Regions from separate parts of the Homo sapiens genome. Here region 1 is linked to region 2. A link is a loop called in an ENCODE intact Hi-C map of the cell type or tissue named here. Cell type or tissue: GM12878. All regions are shown on one strand.

Region 1 (2,500 bases), 130 kb after region 2:
TTAAATAGGTAAAAGTAATGGAAAGACAAAGGAAAAGAGGAATTTGCTTATGAAAGGACTTAGAAAAGTAATAACATTTCCAAATAAGGAAGGGGCATGGGCTGCGAGCTGGGACATGCCTGTGAGCACTTCCAGCACAGATATTTTGGTTAAAGTACAAGGACATAGAATGTACTACATGCCTGTGAGCATGTCTAGCATAAAGCTAGTCTTTAAAAGAAACTATTATTTCTAATACTTATGATTTATTCTTTAATAAGAAGGGAAACTTTGAAGAGGAACTTTTTTACTTTCTACATCTATCAACACTTCTTTGTATTCCCTGATCCTTCCTTATATTCCCCATCTGATAAATGTTTAATTTTACATATCAAAATTTTTACTTTTAATATTTATACTTTGCTTGTCATTAGATTTCTGTATCTCTTTTGAAATCCTCCATTTCTCCACTCATTACATCTAAATTTTCTTGCATACAAATTAACATATTTATTCTACTTATTTAAATAATTTGCAAATTTCAGCGTCTGAACACTCATTCATTCATTTCCATTGATTTTTTTTTCCTTTTGATTATGGATTACATTTTCCTTCTTCACTTCCATGTCTAGTAAGTCTTGATTCTGTGCAAAGCATCGTGAATGCTATGTCATAGAATTCTGAATTCTGTACCCTCTCTCAGACAAAGCTGAGCTTTGTGCCAGCAGGCAGGCAAGTTGCTGGAAGATCACTTTTGATTATGTGGATGCTTGGCTTTAGACTTTGTTAGAAGGCTTCTGTGTTGTCCTTAATCCTAAGGTAAAAGCTTTAGTTCTGGAATATGGTGCTTATATAATGCTTAAGCATTGGGTCTCAATGGAAAGCCTGATTTGCCAAATTCATTAAAGTGTGGGGCTTGAACTCCAGTTGTCTCCTCAGCCCTGGGGAGCCGCTGGAATCTCTGCTCAGCCGTGCCAGCCTTCCAGCAGCTTCTCCCCAGCAGGTTCATTGGAGTCTATGTCAATTTGGTATTTTGGAATCCAGGTGACTAAGGGCCAGGGAATCCGGGCAGCCTGCCATGGGCTTTTAGCTACCAGTTCTGAGGGGCTCACTGTTTCTCTGTGAGTCTTGCCCATGGCACTTTGGTGAGGAGAGAAGGTGCCAGGAGGGAGGCCACATCTCTGCATGTTGACACCAGGAGGCAGGCAAGGCTATGAACACGTTCTGTCAGCAGATGCTGGGGCTTCCCCACATGACTCCCTCGTTTTCAGAATTTCTCACCCCAGTCCCAGCCACTCCGGTCGCCTCAATCTCTGGCAGCAAGTCCTCAGCCTCATCGTGACTCTGCATTGCCTTCCAATAGTTGTATTTTCGTAGGTTTTCCAGAGTATTTTTGTTCACAGGAGAGTTAATCTAATGTAAGCTTCTCTCAACTGTCAGATGCTAGAAGTCTGAGGCGTGAGTTGTTGTTTTTTTTTAACTTTTAGTTCCACAAAAGCTCTCTGAAAAGGTGACATTTGAGTCAAGAACTGAAAAACATGAGTCAGATATGCAATATTTGGGGTAAAGTCTTACATAAAGGAAAAAGTCTTGGCGGATCTGAGACACAGGAAGGGGGCCAGGGTGTCAGAGAGCAGAAGATGGGGTGAGGAGTGGTGGGAGCCAGCGTGGAAGGTGTTGACTGTATAGGTGGCCTGGGGTCCCCTCCTGCACCAAGTGGGGTGGCAGTGAGCAGGGTGACTGTCGTCTATGCTTTCCCCCATGTTCTTACTATTTCTCTAGACTGCTGAAGCCGCCTCTGTGCCTCCTGGGTCTACCTTCCACACCAAATGCCAGGTGCACATTTTTTTTTTTTCATTATACTTTAAGTTCTGGGGTACATGTGCAGAATGTGCAGGTTTGTTAAATAGGTATACACGTGCCATGGTGGTTGCTGCACCCGTCAACCCACCATCTACGTTAGGTATTTCTCCTAAGGCTCTCCCTCCCCTTGACCCCCACCCCTCGACAAGCCCCAGCATGTGATGTTCCCCTCCCTGTGCCCATGTGTTCTCATTGTTCAGCTCCCACTTATGAATAAGAACATGTGATGTTTGGTTTTCTGTTTTTGTGTTAGTTTGTTGAGAATGATGGTTTCCAGCTTCATCCATGTCCCTGCAAAGGACATGAACTCATCCTTTTTTATGGCTGCATAGTATTCCATGGTGTATATGTGCCACATTTTCTTTATCCAGTCTATCATTAATGGGCACATTTTTAAAGCCAAGCTGTGATTACATCCATCTCCTGTCCTCAAACCCTGTCCCTGGATGTGTGTCCACTGCTCCTGAACACAGTGTAAGCCTTGTAAAGGGTTCAAAGCCACGATCCATATTCCAGGCCACGCCTGATTTCCTGCACTGTCTTTCACTATTCATCCACCCTATGACCAAATGGGGAACACTCTTATTATCTACACATAATGCGTTTACGTCCCTTCCGCCAGGACATTTCTTATGATGCTGTCTCAACTGTGCATTCC
Region 2 (2,500 bases):
GTGTGACGTGCCTGCCCCTGCCTTGCCTTCCACCTTGAATAACAGCTCCCTGAGGCCTCTCCAGAAGCTGAGCAGGTACCAGTGCCACGCTTGTATAGCCTGCAGAAGTGTGAGCCAACTACACCTCTCTTCTTTATCAATCACCCAGCCCCAGGCATTTCATAACATCAAGGCAAAAACAGACTAACGTAGTACCCAGGTCTCTGATCCCTGGGCCCAAACATATCCCAACACAAGCTCCCGGGAGGGAGGCGGCCCCGTTGCTCCCATCTCTCTGAATCAGGTGGGTGGGGGGCCTGCTTGGGTGTCTGGAGGCCACAGCAGAGGCTGGGGAAGGCGGCTACTGAGCCCCAGCTCGGGGGACCCCCCTCCTACTGGGGGCAGATGGAGGGAAGTTGGCTTTGGGTCTGCCCTTCCCCGTGGGGTAAAGGACCAGGCGCCATTTCAGCCAGCTTGTCACTAGGAAGGCCAAAACCAGAGAATGGGGCCACATCACAGAAAATCCCAATTTCCACGTGGAAAAGTTGTGGCTTCCGGCTGAGTGCAGCTAGCCCAGATCCTGACAGACCAGAGCGACGCCACTGCTGGTGGAGATTGACAGAGAATATCCCGGGCTTTGGTGGGAAGAGAATGGAGAAAGCAGGGAGGGTGGGGGCAGAAGCAAGGTCAGTGCTGCTCTCACGGCCCACATCCTCTCCAGGCAGTGGCAGAGAAGAGGCCAGATGTGTCCTGGGCACCTGCATATGCCTCTGCTCTCACGTGACCTGCACACATGCCAAGGCCAGGTGGCTTCTCACCTGCCATTCCCAGGGTGGGGAAGGCCAAGGGTTCAGGCTGCTCCCCCGTCACTACTCAAGGAGGAGATGACCCCTGCTCCCTGCCCACTGCAGAGAAAGCAGGGACCCCCAAGAGTCTCCCTGTATTTCTGAGCCAGGTGACCCTTCACACAAGTCACCTTGGTCTTTTCTGGGGAGCCTTGTTCTATCACTTCTTCCCTAACTTCTTCTGTCATTTTGCAATTGCTCTGCCAGCAAGGGCATTATTTGTCGATGCTCCTCAGGCATTATTTGATTAAGAGGTTGCAATGCCATTTTAGAAGCAAAGTCCTGGAATAATCCGTATTGATAGCTGGGAGAAATACCAATTGGTGCCCCTCCATAGCAGGAAGCTGGATGAAAACCCAGGATGCCACCCACGTCTCACCGCTCAGTTGGAGTCCCTGCACACTAAGCTATGTGCCAAGGCACCCGAGTGAGTTACTTCTCACTGCTGGGACGGCGGCCTTGGAATTCCAGTAATGCAAATTGTCCAACCCTTTCCCTTCACTAAGGGGGTCTCCATATTTAGAGCAAACAACTACTTACTGAGTTTTCACTCTGTCTAAATTCCCAATCCTGGATCATTCACAATCTAGTTGTGAAAGTAGAATGTTTGCCCACTAAACAGCAACAACTACAAAGAAGACAACAAAGACGAGAAAGAATCAACTAGTAAATAATGGGGTGCTTATTCAAAAGTACAGGAGTTGAGGAAAGGAGGAAAGTGTGTGTGGAGGGGAAGTCAAGGGAAGCTTCAGGGAAGAGGTGGCTTTCACACCAGGCTTTGAAACAACTACCGTTTCATGCTCTTGTGACTGTGGGTTGGCATTTGGGCTGGGCTCAGCAAATGGCTCTTCTGCTGGCCTTGGCTGGGGCTACTCCTACAGTTGCAGACATCTGGCAGTTTCCTGGTGCCAGATGGTCCAGATGACCTCACTCATCTGAGTGGTGGTTAGCACCAGCTCTTAGCTTGGCTCATGTCCTCCACATGGTCTGGGTTCTTTTTTTTTTTTTTCCTTTTTTTAAAAATACTTTAAGTTCTAGGGTACATGTGCACAACATGCAGGTTTGTTACATATGTATACATGTGCCATGTTGGTGTGCTGCACCCATTAACTCATCATTTACATTAGGTGTATCTCCTAATGCTATCCCTCTCCCCTGCCCCCACTCCATGACAGGCCGTGGTGTATGATGTTCCCCACCCTGCGTCCAAGTGTTCTCATTGTTCAATTCCCACCTATGAGTGAGAACATGTGGTGTTTGGTGTTCTGTCCTTGTGATAGTTTGCTCTGAATGATGGTTTTGAGCTTCATCCATGTCCCTATAAAGGACATGAACTCATCCTTTTTTATGGCTGCATAGTATTCCATGGTGTACATGTGCCACATTTTCTTAATCCAGTCTATCATTGATGGACATTTGGGCTGGTTCCAAGTCTTTGCTATTGTGAATAGTGCTGCAATAAACGTACGTGTGCATGTGTCTTTATAGCAGCATGATTTATAGTCATTTGGGTATATACCCAGTAATGGGATGGCTGGGTCAAATGGTATTTCTAGTTCTAGATCCTCGAGGAATCGCCACACTGTCTTCCACAATGGTTGAACTAGTTTAGAGTCCCATCAACAGTGTAAAAGTGTTCCTATTTCTCCACATCCTCTCCAGCACCTGTTGTTTCC

The links. Peaks named below come from ENCODE experiments on the same cell type or tissue, not always from the same donor. Only the 100,000 strongest peaks of a DNase experiment are listed, where the experiment ranks them.
Region 1: a loop joins it to region 2, with 5 times the contacts of the local background. A loop is called at or near these places in 1 of 110 quality-filtered maps.

The regions. Positions count from the first base shown.
Region 1 is chr9:134,857,304-134,859,803 of GRCh38, reverse strand. All of the region lies in intron 1 of LOC101448202 (a long non-coding RNA gene), which reads left to right. Among named protein-coding and RNA genes, the nearest start is that of MIR3689F, 7.7 kb to the right of the region's middle. RefSeq lists enhancers at 1,231-1,520, 1,811-1,960. In GM12878, a CTCF peak has its summit at 1,171 (motif pointing right); a DNase peak (open chromatin) is centred at 1,373; H3K4me3 peaks cover 649 bases; H3K27ac peaks cover 1,961 bases.
Region 2 is chr9:134,986,336-134,988,835 of GRCh38, reverse strand. No RefSeq gene overlaps it. Among named protein-coding and RNA genes, the nearest start is that of FCN1, 70 kb to the right of the region's middle. In GM12878, no CTCF peak of the experiment used is centred here; no DNase peak of the experiment used is centred here.